Linked DNA regions of Homo sapiens: region 2 is linked to region 1. A link is a contact called in ENCODE Hi-C data. All regions are on one chromosome and are shown on one strand. The core of a region is the stretch at or near the end of the contact, and the rest is flanking DNA. Distances in the headings are between cores, read along the strand shown.

The links. A loop is a pair of places that touch in the nucleus more often than their neighbours do. Pooled maps may share reads with other maps.
Region 2: a map of naive thymus-derived CD4-positive, alpha-beta T cell shows a loop between it and region 1 (5-fold over the local background). The contact joins the promoter of PPP2R2D here to the promoter of MKI67 in region 1. A Hi-C loop is called at or near these places in 1 of 168 maps with a recorded cell type or tissue (naive thymus-derived CD4-positive, alpha-beta T cell), 6 of 37 single-sample maps with no recorded cell type and 10 of 50 pooled maps.

The regions. Positions count from the first base shown.
Region 1 is chr10:128,124,063-128,131,127 of GRCh38, forward strand. MKI67 (marker of proliferation Ki-67) reads right to left here and starts at 2,361. Exons shown (of 15, transcript NM_002417.5): 1 at 2,037-2,361; 2 at 1,514-1,694. The coding sequence starts at 1,605. RefSeq lists a silencer at 2,141-2,510 and an enhancer at 2,621-2,850.
Region 2 is chr10:131,898,478-131,905,542 of GRCh38, forward strand. PPP2R2D (protein phosphatase 2 regulatory subunit Bdelta) reads left to right here and starts at 2,531. Exons shown (of 9, transcript NM_018461.5): 1 at 2,531-2,678; 2 at 2,761-2,853. The coding sequence starts at 2,672. RefSeq lists an enhancer at 1,791-1,890 and silencers at 2,131-2,640, 2,711-3,110, 3,291-3,340.

The DNA.
Region 1 (7,065 bases), core at 1,111-3,610:
ACTTAGGAATTATTTCTAAATTATAAAATCTTGCATGAAGATATATTCAAGGAGTACTGTATAAAAAAGCAAAAGGACTGCCACTGGAGATGAAATGTTTATATTTTTCCTTTTCAAGAGAAAGGTATCTATGGAAAGTGAAAAGCTTCCTTAACCCCAATAAAATAATTTGATTTTAAGGTAACAGGACATCAGAGCAAAGGAAAGACTATCCCTTACAACTGAGAATTTGTTTGGCAGGAGGACGACTATAGATGGGTGTTTCTGAGCTTTGGCACTGTTGACATCTTGGGCCAGATGCTTCTGTATTGTGGGGGCTGCCCTGAGCCTGGTAGGATGCCCACCCTGACCTCTCCTCCGCGATGACAGCGCATGCCCCTGTCCTATATTGTGACATGGAAATTCAAATGAATCCTGGAAGGTTAGATGACCCTCCTGTGAGAACCACTGTTCTCAAGAGATTGCAAATCCATGGCTCCAGCCCATGTTTCTACTGACCCTTGCCAGAATGCTAGGTATTGATCACACCCCCTATGCCAGACACCATCCCTGGCCCTACACACGTGATTAGTAACAAGACAGTCTTTGCCTTTGGGGAGCTCAGCCTAGTGGGAGACAAACCCACAACTCACCCCTGAAGCTGTGGGGTTGGAAATACAAGTTTTCATGCAAGGCTTCCTCAGAGGTGACATTTCACCTGATGCCTGAATGATGGAAATCACACAAGCTTGAGGAAGGGGAGAACTTTCCCATTGTAAACTTCCAAGTGTGTAAGAAGTACCAAGGTGAACAAAGGCTTGGAATGCCTTAGGCGGGAGGAACAAGGTAGGGGATGGGGTTGGGAGGACAGGGTGAGGCCGGGATGGGGTTGGGAGGACAGGGTGAGGCCTGAATCCCGTGTGGTCTGGGAAATGACCACACGGGAAATGACCCCCCTTCTCAGGCCTCTAGTGGGACACATGTCAGAGGCTGATGGGGCACTGTCAGCAACTATACCTGTTATACAGGGACAGGGTTATTACCACCACCAAACAGGACAGCAATATAAGAGGAAACGTTCTCGAATTCCAGGCAGGAAGACTTTCTGTCCCATTTTCCTATTGCCACAAGGAGCCAAGAGACAAGTGTATGGCTTCCTTCCTTCATTCTCTGTGTCCCCAGTGGCCAGGGATGCCCACTGTGGAGGCACCCGGGGGCGCACAGTGTCTTCAGACGCCTGCCTGCAGCCAGTGACATATGAAGATCATCTACATCTTTCTTTACCGCAACATTAGCAAATCGATTTTTTTAATTGGCTTGATTTTTAAAACCACTTAAACATACAAACTAGCATCAAATTTATACTTACAAAACAAAAAAACACAACTATGTCAACTTAGTAACGAATGGGAGAAGCACCAAGGAAAAGTGACGGCAGGACCCAATCCTAGAGCGCGTTTCTGGACTTTATTCTGTGACTAAGGTATTTTCCTCTTTCTCAGCTAAAACGTCCGCGCGCGCCCGCGGGGCTCACCTTCCAAACAAGCAGGTGCTGAGGCTCAGGGGAAAGTGGGGACCGTCGACCCCGCTCCTTTTGATAGTAACCAGGCGTCTCGTGGGCCACATTTTCTAAACAGTAAGTTGAGTATAATCCGTAGGGGAAGGCCAGGTATAATCCGTAGGGGAAGGCCAGAAGCAAATTTACAACTCTTCCACTGCAAAAGAGGTGCGAGTTACTCTGATAGCAAAGGAGCTAAGAAGGGCCCCGTGCCCAATTCACCTATCCCCGGCCACAGAAGCGCACACCGCAGCTAGCTAGCGGGGACCCCAGGACGATCCGACCGCAGCCCCCGGCGCCCCAAAGTCCGGCAGCTGGGGTGTTGTCGCCAGCGCCTGCGCCTCCTGGGAGCTTCCACCGAGACGCCCTCGCCAGAGCCCAGGAGGAGTCGGGCCCAGGCCGCGCGTCTGTCCCCTGCCCGTCCCCGCAGAGCTCGGGGGGTCCCCGCGGCTCAGCCCTCGACCCCGGACAGCTCCCAGGAGTCCCGGCCGCAGCTCACCTGGGACGATCCGGCCCGCAAGGCCACTTGTCGAACCACCGCTCGTCAAGTCGCACCCAAAGTCCGCCGCAGGAGGAGCCGGCGCCGCGCTCACCTCCGCCCGGTAAGCTGCGCCCGCCACGCTCCGCACACACCGGGCCGCAGCCCGCGGGGTCGCGTTCGCTGCACCCCGGCCTGCAGTCCCCGCTGCTCCCGCCGCCGCCTCTGACGGGGACCCGGTGGCCCTACAGGCTACGTCCCCGGGCGCCCGGCTCTAGCGGCTCCCACCGAGTCGAGTCCTCCCGCCCGCCCGCCCGCCCGCAGCGTCAGCCCTCCACTTCCTTCTTCCAGCCCGGCGCGCCCGCCCAATTCAAACGAAAACGAAGATTCAAATTCTGGCGCTAAGCGCTGCGATTGAACGGGAAAGCGCGGCATGGGACCAATAGGAAGGGAGCGCAGGGCGTGGGCGGGGAGGGGGCGGGGAAACCGGGCTCGCGGGGCGGGGCTGGCGTGTCCGCGGGCGAGCCACTCACGCATCCGGAGGAAAATACCTGGGTGCATCCCCGGCGAGGGCGGCTGGCGGAGGGCAGAGGTGGAACACGCTCCCACCGAGATAACCCGTCCTGCTATCCTTTTCTTAAAGGACCAAACATCTGGGACACTATAACATTACTCATTGCCAGAAGATTTAAAACTGCTAAAAATTAAAAACAGGCGGGACGCGGTGGCTCACGCCGGTAATCCCCGCACTTTGGGAAGCTGAAGCAGGAAGATCCCTTGAGCCCGGGAGTTCAGAACCAGCCTGGGCCACCTGGAGAGAACCCATCTCTACAAAAAATTCGCCAGGCGTGGTGGCGCCCCTGTAGTTCTAGCTACTGGGACAGCTGAGGTGGGAGGATCGCTTGAGCCGGGGCGGTCGAGGCTGCAGTGAGCTGAGATCGCGCCACTGCACTCCAGCCTGGGCGACAGAGCAAAGCCCTGTCTCAAAAAAAAAAAAAAAAAAAAAAAAAAAATCGAAACCTTCCTCTTCAGTGCATACATCTTACCAAACACAAAAACAACCAATTATATAAAGTAGTTTGGTGTGTCTTTTCCTGCTATACGTGTATTCTCTTTTTCAAAAGCACAGAAAAAAAGGTCATAACATACACAACACGATTCTATACTTTGTGCTCTCTGCTTTTAAATATCCTGAGGCTATCTCCACTGAACACATTCTCGCTTTTACTCTCTGATGGCTGCAGAGCACTGGGCTTCGGGAAACCATAATTTACTTAATCATTACTATTGCCACATACTTAGGTTTACAATGTTTTGTTATTAGAAAACATTCTTCAATTGAAATGGCTTGTGCATGCCAAGATGGGTGAATCCTAAAATAATTCTACACAGGATTCTATCGGGGTCTGCTTCAGTTGCGCTGGTGGCCATGTGGGCTCAGTAGGCCACCTGGGGTGAAGTGAATGGAGCCTAAACACGCTTTTGGTGACAACGGCCTCTCTGCCCCATCTCACCTCCTCCAGCTCCCCAGCAACCCTTGGAGCTTGGCTCCCTTGATCAGGGAGGCCTCGATGCAGGGGACCCCTGAGGACTTCCTATTCCTTTCAGAGAGTCCATAAGGTCAAAACCATTTATCTAATGACCCTCTGTGTTACTTGCCCTTCTCATTCTCATGCTCCCAAGAGTGTGGGGTGTGGTTCTGCAAATGCAGAAGCAGTGAGGAGACTCCCACTGTCTCCGTTTCAACCAGGTATTACAGAGATTTGCAAAAATGTGAACTAAAGCGCTGTTTTCATTTTGTTGTTTTTTTTCCATAAAAATAAGTTATTGGTGTTAGCATGAAATAGGTGCATCACTATCTTAAAATGAATCAATAAATGAATATTTTTAAATTCCTTAGCCTTAACTTAAAATATATAAATATAGCTAGATATAACCCATCCACATTAACAAAAATTCCTGGTGGTTCTCAATAATTCTTAAGAGTGTAAAGGGACCACAAGATTGAAAAGACTGAGCCCTCTGCTCTAGAGCAACTACAAAGATATCAGCTGCTGATGGAAATAGAGAAACTGGGAAAGCAACATAAAAGCACAGGACAGCAACTCTAAATTGTATGGGCCAAGTCTGACGTAGAAAAATTCAGTGCGGGGATACTATTATATAAACGTTTTAGGGGGCATGAGTTTCCATGTTTTCCCCCATTAAACGATCAAACAAAGCCCACCACTGCATAACCCCATAAAACACAACTTTTCTCATCCTAATTACTGCTTGTTTCCAGAGACAGTTCTTCCACCCTCATGGATGCAGCCTAATTAGAACTAGAAGGTGCTAGGCCAGGCGCAGGGGCTCATGCTTGTAATCCCAGCACTTTGGGAGGCCAAGGTGGGTGGATCATGAGGTCAGGAATTCAAGACCAGACTGACCAATATGGTGAAACCCCATCTCTACTAAAAATACAAAAATTAGTCGGGTGTAGTGGCACACGCCTGTAGTCCCAGCTACTCGGAAGGCTGAGGCAGGAGAATCACTTGAACCCGGGAGGCAGTGGTTGCAGTAAGCCAAGGTCACGCCACTGCGCTTCAGCCTGGGCAACAGAGCGAGACTCCATCAAAAAAAAAAAATAGAAAAGAGAGAGAGACAGAAAGAAAGAACGAAGGAAAGAAAGAAAGAAAAAGAAAGAAAGAAAGAGAGAGAGAAGAAAAAGAGAGGAGAAAAAGAAAGAAAGAGAGAAGAAAAAGGAAGAAAGAAAGAAAAACATTTTGAGTTACTTCTTTGAAACATTTTGAGTTACTTCTTTTCTGTTGTTGCTGTTGTTGTTTTTCTTTTTTGAGATGAAGTCTCACTCTGTCCCCCGGGCTGGAGTGCAGTGGTGCAATCTCTGCTTACTGCAACCTCCGCCTCCCAGGTTCAAGCGATTCTCCTGCCTCAGCCTCCCAAGTAGCTGGGATTACAGGTGTCTGCTGCTAAGCCCAGCTATTTTTTTTTTTTGTATTTTTAGTGGAGATGGGGTTTCACTTTTTTTTTTTTGAGACTGAGTCTCACTCTGTCACCCAGGCTGGAGTGCAGTGGCACAGTCTTGGCTCACTGCAACCTCTGGCTCCTGAGTTCAAGCAATTCTCCTGCCTCGGCCCCCTGAGTAGCTAGGACTACAGGTGTGAGCCACCACGCACAGTTTATATATATATATATATTATGTGTGTGTGTATATATATGTATGTGTGTGTGTGTGTGTGTGTATATATATAGTATACTGTCGCTATATATATGTATATATGTATATATATGTGTGTATATATATAGTATACTGTCTCTATATATAGTATATAGTATGTGTGTATATATATAGTATACTGTATATATAGTAATTATATATAGTATATATACTATATATAACAATTATATATAGAGTATATATACTATATATAATTAGTATATATATTACTATATATATATATATATATATAGTAATTTTAGTAGAATCAGGTTTTCACATGTTGGCCAGCTGGTCTCGAACGCCTGACCTCAAGCAATCCGTCCGCCTCGGCCTCCCAAAGTGCTGGGTTTACAGGCGTGAACCACCGTGCCCAGACTTCTTCCTGGCTTTTAATCTGGTCTCTTGTGGGGAGGTTGCCCACACTTTTCTTCCCAACTTTCTTCTCTGTTACGTAAGTCAGGGACAATGTATAGTTCCTTCCAGACTTCCGTATTCTACTTTCATTGATCTTGGACCTACAAGTCGGTTTTGTAGCTCCATTTTTGGAGTTTTATTTTTTTCATGATCTTCTTTCCATTTTCATCTCCTTTAAATAGTTTCTACTAATATAGGAAAACTACGGATGTATTGTTCTTTATTGGTTATGTTTCTTGTTCTTGGACACAAAGGCATTCCCTAGGGAAATCAGAAGACATCTACAAAATTCCAATAATGATTGAAACAAATCTCAAAATTCAACTAAAAGTAAACTCAAAAAGAAATGCATTTAAAAATATTAGGCTGATTAATTTTTTAAGATGTCAGTAATCTAAGATATCCAATATGATGCTTTGCCAATCTATGAACAAGAAAAGTCTGATTATAACAGCTTACATTATAGCAAAATGCCCCATTACACAGGCATCAAATGAATTTCTTATCACTTAGTCATCTCTGCTAAAACAAAACAAAACTCTTCATGACTGGACTTTCGTCATACTTCTCTCCACACACTAGTAACCTCTCTAACAACTCCAACAATTATGTTGACTGCAGAATACACATTCCCTGTATGTACTGCTCTGATTGTTTTCCTATTTGTACCCAATGCTCCTGATGATAGTGTCTAGAGCAACATAAGACTAAGCTGCCCATCTTTTCACTGAATAATTTTTCACACATTTGAAGATGAACACAACTCATTCACTTCCTGAAATATTCTCGTTAAAATTTTTATTAGCAGTTTTTGCTGTTATTGTTGTTGTTTGTTGTTGTTGAGATGGAGTCTCGCTCTGTTGCCTAGGCTGGAGTGCAATGGGCATGATCTCGGCTCACTGCAACCTCCACCTCCTGGGTTCAAGCAATTCTCCTGCCTCACCCTCCCGAGTCACTGGGACTATAGGCATATGCCACCACGCCCAGCTAATTTTTGTATTTTGGGTAGAGATGGGGTTTCATCCTATTGATCAGGCTGGTCTCAAAATCCTGACCTTAGGTGATCGGCCTGCCTCAGCCTCCCAAAGTGCTGGGATTACAGACATGAGCCACCGCACCCGGCCTTATTAGCAATTTTGACTAGTTCTTCCTTTTTTTTTTTTTTTTTTTTTGAGACGGAGTCTCGCTCTGTCGCCCAGGCTGGAGTGCAGTGGCGGGATCTCGGCTCACTGCAAGCTCCGCCTCCCGGGTTCCCGCCATTCTCCTGCCTCAGCCTCCCAAGTAGCTGGGACTACAGGCGCCCGCCACTACGCCCGGCTAATTTTTTGTATTTTTAGTAGAGACGGGGTTTCACCGTTTTAGCCGGGATGGTCTCGATCTCCTGACCTCGTGATCCGCCCGCCTCGGCCTCCCAAA
Region 2 (7,065 bases), core at 1,281-3,780, 3.8 Mb after region 1:
AATAAAAGAGATCTGGTCATTAATTCAGGTTTTCAAGTGTCTTCCTGGGCAGATAGGCTAAATCTACATTTTAAAAACAAGATTACAGCCCCATTTTTCTGCTCTTCTTCTCCTCAACAGAGAAGTAGGTATTCACTGCCTCTAGTTCCTCTCCTGCCACTGTCCCCAGAGCCCTCTGCAAACTTGTGATCTGAGTCCATTCCATAGCCACCGCTCCGTCCAAGTCAGTAATGGCCTCCCAGTCCCTACAACCAAATGGTCACTCCTGTATACTCATCACATAGCATCACAGAGCAGCCACTCCCTCCTGTCTTCAGTGGATCCTGGAGATGGGTTCTCCAGGAGCCCACCTCGCAGGCTGCTCACTCATCCTCCACGTCCTCACCCCTTCAGGGCTCTGTCCTTGGTCCTGTCCCCCATCTGTCCTCCCTCCTGAGGTGACCTCACCCAGTTTCCTGACTTGAAATGACCTCTAAATGCTCTCACCTTGATGCTCTGGCTCTGACTTCCCTGTGTGCTCCCAGCCTGTCTGTGCAACAGCACTATGTGTTGACAGCGAACCTCTGGTCGGGCTGCACCGCCCCCACCCAGCTGTGCCTTCTGCTGCAGAAACTCCATCCTTCCAGGTGCTCAGACCACCCGAGAGCAGGCATTCCTAAGTCCCTGCTTTCTCTCACACCGCATCTTTTCCATCAGCAAATCCCAGGGGCTCTGCTGTCGAAGCACTTTTCTCTGAAATCTGACTGGTTCTCACCACCCCACCCCATGTTCACCACTCTATCCTCATCCCCATGCCTGGTCAGCCCAGCTGGCCACCTGATTGGTCTCCCTGCTTCCCCTCTTTGGGTCCCCACAAGCTATTCTCAGCAGAGCATCCAAAAGCCCAAGTCCATCACGATCGTCTTCTGTTCATGAGCCCATCTCATTCAGAGTCCAAGTCCCCTAAATGGCCTGCCCACTGTCCATCCTCCTCCACTTACCTCCCTGCCTTGACTCCAACCCCTGGCCTCCCCTCCACTCACTCTGCACCCACGCAGCTTCTGGCTGCCTCCTGCCCATGCCAGGCATGGCCCTCCTTCCTGTCCTGGCACTTGGTGGTCTCCCCTTCCTGGCCAAGCTTTCCTAGACGTCTGCATGGTTTGCTCTTTATCCTTGAGTCTTCTCCAGTCACCCCGTGCAAGACTCCAACTCTCCCCATACACATTTCCTTCTTCCCTGATTTTTCTCTCCAGCTCCGACTTATTATGTATTTATTTCCTTATTGTCTGTCTCCCCCACTGAAAGGTAAGCTCTACCAGGGCTGAGATTTCTCTGCTCTGTTAACCTCTCACCCCCAGGGCTGTGGAGTGTGCCGCACGTGGCAGGAGCTGTCAATAAATAATATTAATGGAGTGGACGAATGTTCCTGATTTGCAGCGACTGTCTTTTAGTGGTGCAATACCATCAGTGCCCACCGCAGCTACCCTGAAAGAAGTTCTGATTCCGGACATCAATCCCATAGGGACAGTCCCCCTGATGATAGCTCGACTTCAGATTTTTCAACTTTACGACGGGTAGATTGGGTATTAGATGCATTTTTGACTTAGGAAGGGCTTATTTGCGGGGAGGGTAGCCCCACTGTAAGTCGAGGAGCACCCATGATCGCTCAGTATGCCAGAGAAAACCACCCGCAAATGAAACGATCGGCCCTGTTTCCCTAAGACTGCACTGGGAGCTCCAAGAACCCCTAAGGTAGCCATCTGGTGAGCAACGGTGCGCTCCGAAAGGGAGGTGGACAGGATTGGGAGACCGAGGCCGGCAGATGGCTCGAGCCCAGGAGTTCGAGACCAGCCTGAGCAACATAGACCCCCGTCTCTACAAAAAATTTAAAAATCAGCGAGCCTGGCGGCGCGTGCCTGTGCTCGCAGCTACTTCCGAGGCTGAAGCAGTAGGATGGATTGAGCCCAGGAGGTCGAGGCTTTTAGGGAGTCGAGATCGCGCCCCCGCACTCCAGCCCGGGGAACAGAGCGAGACTCCGCGTCGGGGGCAGTGGGCGGGAGGCAGCGCTCAGGTACGGCGCGCTCAGGTGAGGCCGGCCCACATGCCCGCCCACCGCCGCCAAGCGCGTCCTCCATTGGCGGTTCCACGGAGAACCCACGTTTCCATTGGCCGATGCGGGATGGGGGCGTGTCCGGCCAAGCGGCGCCCTGAAGGCGTGTCCGGCCGCAGCTTAGGCTCTCCGGGAGTCCCCGGAGAGTAGGGGCGGCCGGCGGCGCTAGTCTTCTGGGGAGCGCCGGGTGCACACCGGACCACTGCGGGAGGCCTAGGGCCGAGGGCCGAGGAGCTGGCCTGCGCCCGGCGACCCCGGCTTCCCTCCGCAGTCGCCCAGGCGTCCCTTCCCCCCTACAGCCGAGCGGCGCCGGGCGCAGGCGCATTGGGCGCCCCCGGCAGCCCCCGCGGCCCGCCCCGTCCGCTGCCCGTCCGAGGAGGCGGAGGGCGATGACGTCATCGAGCGGGGCGACGGGCATTGGGCGCCATTTTGAAAAGGGAAAAAAATCCCTCCCCGGCGGCGGCGGCGGCGGCGGCGGCGCCGGCGGTGGTGGCGGCCCCGGGGCTGAGCGCTCGGCTGCAGCGGCGCGGAGGCCGTCTCCCTGGTCTGCCGCGGTCCCCGCCCGTCCCGCCGCCGGCTGCCATGGCAGGTGAGGGGTCTGCGCGGGCCGGCGGGGACCACGGGGGCGGGCGGGGGCCGCGGCCGGCCTGACCGCCCCGTTGTGTTTGCAGGAGCCGGAGGCGGCGGCTGCCCCGCGGGCGGCAACGACTTCCAGTGGTGCTTCTCGCAGGTCAAGGGGGCCATCGACGAGGACGTGGCCGAAGGTGAGCCCCGCGCCGCGCCCCGCCCCGGGACCCTCGCGGACAGCTCCCAGCCCGGCCGCGCGCGGCCTCCGGGCCCCAAGCGTCCGTGGAAGGCAGGCAGGAGGATGGGGGCCGGGCGGGGCAGGGGCCAGGGGCCGAGCTGGGGGCCGTGATCGGGGGGCGGCCGTCCTCTGTCCGCTGTCCCGGCCCGCGGGGCACGGGCGGAGGCGTCGGGCCCGCGGCGGGACTTATGTAAGTCACCAAGGTCACGGGCGGCCGGGTCCTCCGAACCCAGCGCCTGGGGCTGCCTCCTGCCCGGGGCGGAACCGAAGCCCGGGGCTGCCTCCTGCCTGGGGCGGAACTGAGGAGACCGCGGCGGAGCCGGGGACGGGAACGGAGTCCATATCGTGCGCTCGGGCAGCGCGGCACAATGGCCCAGAGGCTGGGAACGCGCCTAGGGCTGGGTCGGGGCCTCGGCCCCCACCAGGCTCTGCGTTTCATCGGCGGTGCGCTCTTGAGCGAGCTGGTTGCCTCGGCTCCCTGATTCTTAAGGTCTGCTTTCTGCGGTTCTAAAATCCTTGAATTTTACTGTGAGGTACTGCTACTTTCTCTACTGATATATTTTAAGGTCTCTATTCCAGATTTTAGTCTTGAACTTCATGGTATTACTTGAAGTTCACTGGTCTTTTCCTTAAATCATACTCTCAAATTGGCCCAGGCACAAAGTTTTAGGGTGGTGGGAGGGAACTGGGAAGTGCCTCCCACCCCAGCTTCCCATGAAGCTTACCTGTCACCTTAAAGTTAAAAAGCTATGTAGCTTTCCTTTTTCACCGTTGAATGGAGAACTTGGTCGAGTCTTAGAAGTTTGATTAATATTTCAGATTCAGAGTCATAGTGACTTTTTTGTTGTTGTTCATACATCTTACTGAACATTGTAAACCTTTAACCTTTTCTTAAAAATGATTGGTGTTTGCACCAAATACACCTTCCCTGCCTCAAGTTACTAAAAGCCCCTTGTCAGACGTCCTGTTCACTTCCCTCCATCTCGGCCCCCCCAACCCCGTGAACTTTTACTCCCTCTTCCCTACCCTGTACCTCTCCCTGGCAGTGTCTGGTTTGGCACATGACCCCTGAGGACATCTGGAGATTCTGCGCCCCCTGGGACAAACAGGGCCTAGGTTATTAAGCAGGTGAAACTGGGCTCTAAGAAATGCGTAATATATATGGTTTGAGATTAAAACTAGGTGCATTTTATGTGATCTAAAAAGTTTATTGATTTTATTTCTTTAAAATGCATTACTTTTTTTGTTTGATTTTGCATATGCTAAGCAAGTGACAGTTCAGCCTTACTCAAGTGTGATTTCTGTCGCAAGTAAAGCAAAACTTGTTTGGGAGTAGGAAAGTGAGAGGGCTTAATGCTTGCCTTAATTTCTGTTAACTCTTTATTTTGTTTTTTGGAGACAGGGTCTCACTTTGTAGCCCAGGCTGGATGGAGTGCAGTGGTGCGATCTGGGCTCACTGCAACCTCTGCCTCCTAGGCTCAAGCGATTCGCCCACCTCAGTCTCTGAAGTAGCTAGGACCACACACACGCGTGCACCACCACACCAGGCTAATTTTTGTATTGTTGTAGGGGATTTCGCCATGTTGCCCAGGCTGGTCTTGAACTCCTGGGCTCAAGTGGTCTGCCCACGTCAGTCTCCCAAGGTGCTGAGATTATAGGCGTGAGCCACCGCACCTGCCTGGTTTCTTTACTTAAAAAAAAAAAAATTATTGATAAGCTGAATGAATTAAAATTTAAGTATAACTAAGGTAGTATATTTTAAATGTGACTGTACACATATGAAAATAGTATTCTTTCTTTAAAAAAAATCTTGGGCCGGGTGTTGTGGCTCATGCCTATAATTCCAGCACTTTGGGAGGCCAAGGTGGACAGATCACTTGAGGTCAGGAGTTTGAGACCAGCCTGGCCAACACAGTGAAACCCCGTCTCTGCTAAAAATACAGAAGTTAGCCGGGCGTGGTGGCACATGCATGTAATCCCAGCTACCTGGGAGGCTGAGGCAGGAGAATCACTTGAACCCGGGTGGTGGAGGTTGCAGTGAGTGGAGATCGTGCCATTGCCCTCCAGCCTGGACAATAGAACAAGGCTCCATCTCAAAAAAAAAAAAAAAAAAAAAAAATCTTGACAAATACTTTGTTCTCTGAATTAAACTGATGGGAACTTTTTGCAGTTTTAAATCCCTATTTTAAGTTAAATTTTGAGTAAATCCAAAAGTTTGGTATTTCGAGTTGTCGTGGTTTCTTTTGTAACATTGCTTTGTGGTAATTATCTGCATGTGTTTTGGTTATTCTGTGTATTCAGAGCTGTCTATTTTAATCCATGTATGCTTTGGCCATAGTAACCCATCCAGATTAACACATTTATAAGTCACCATCGATTTGTCCCATAGTTGTGATACCGTTGCTTTGTATTAACACCAGAGAGTCAGTGATGATGAAGGGAAGTGTAGTCGTTAGTCACCAGGGATTGCTGAGCAGCAAGGATCAAGAAGCTGGTCATGCCCAAACGCAACCTTGAGGGAGAGATGTTGGTGAGAGATAAGAGATGGGTGGCTGGGTACGGTGACTCACACCTGTAACCCCAGCACTCTGGGAGGCTGAGGCGGGTGGATCACTTGAGGTCAGGAGTTTGAGACTAGCCTGGCCAATATGGCGAAACCCCATCTCTACTAAAAATACAAAAATTAGCCAGGCGTGGCAGGGCCGGCCTGTAATTCCAGCTCCTCAGGAGACTGAGACAGGAGGATTGCTTAAACCTGGGAGGTGGAGGTTGCAGTGAGGCGAGATGGTGCCATTGCACTCCAGCCTGGGCGTCAGAGCGAGACTCCGTCTCAAAAAAAAAAAAAAAAGGAGAGAGATGGCCGGGCGCAGTGGCTCACGCTTGTAATCCCAGCACTTTGGGAGGCCGAGGCAGGCAGATCACAAGGTCAGGAGATCGAGACCATCCTGGCTAACACGGTGAAACCCCGTCTCTACTAAAAATACAAAAATTAGCCGGGTGTGATGGCGGGCGCCTGCAGTCCCAGCTACTTGGGAGGCTGAGGCAGGAGAATGGCATGAACCCGGGAGGCAGAGCTTGCAGTGAGCCGAGATCGTGCCACTGCACTCCAGCCTGGGCGACAGAGCAAGACTTTGTCTCAAAAAAAAAAAGAGAGATGGGCAGTTCACAGGGGTTTTTATCGTGCACTGCTGCTCAGGCTGTAGAACTTAAGGTATAGCAGATTTTGTTTGTTTAGATTTGTGGCTTGTGAGGCATTTTGTTCTTGAAGGTTTTGTTCTGGGCCAAGTTCAGCTCTGTAGAGCTTTACTACAGCCCTGCACTCTGGCCGTCTTTCTGCCCTCTCTGCAATGGGTAAGGAGAAGGAGCCTTAGAGATTAAGGCCTGGGTCCTCTCCTGACTTCAGTGGGGTGATGCCCAGTGCACAGGAAGTGGTGCAGGGCTAGGAGTAGGCACTCCTGACTTTGGAGGTCATGAAGTGAGTGACATAGAAAAGCCTTTGGTTTTTGTTTTGATTTCTGTTTTGTTTTTAAAACTAATAGTTTTGGGCTGGGGAATCAGAATCAACCTATGGTGAAAGTGCTGGCCTATGTAAAATTTGATGCGCACCCCACCCCCCTTTTTTTTTTAAAAGAATTGGGTTTAGCTATGGGTCAGGTCATTTTGCTAAGAGTTGTGATTCCACTGGGTCATCAGACTTCCCATCCCCCTGCAGGTAGGAGTAGAGCTGAGCTCACAAGGAAGTTATTAAGTGTCCTGCTGATGAGCAGGTGTATAAGCAGCAGTCAGTGGTGACTTGCATCTCCTCCCTTTGCTGGAAGGTGGGACTAGGTGAGTTTATATGCTGAGTTGACCAAGAGTTAAAATAGTAAAACCAGGGGGCTTCCAGCAGGAAGCAAGTAGAAAAGTTGTTTGTTAGCTTCTAATTCCACGATGTTGCGGTTCTAAACGGTGGCTCCTTTCTGGAAATTGTTAACTGTTGTGCAGATTTTTTCTGCATGTTATGGAATCACCTTCACCCAGCCCCTGCTCCCTCTCCTGGAACGTACTTCATTCAGCATGTGATGTGTTTTGCAATGTCACATGGTATTTCATCCTTTGCTTCTCTCTCTGGTAGACTGAGCTCCTCAAGCTTGAAGGCTGGCTGTCCCCCTTCCCACCCCAGCCCTTGTAG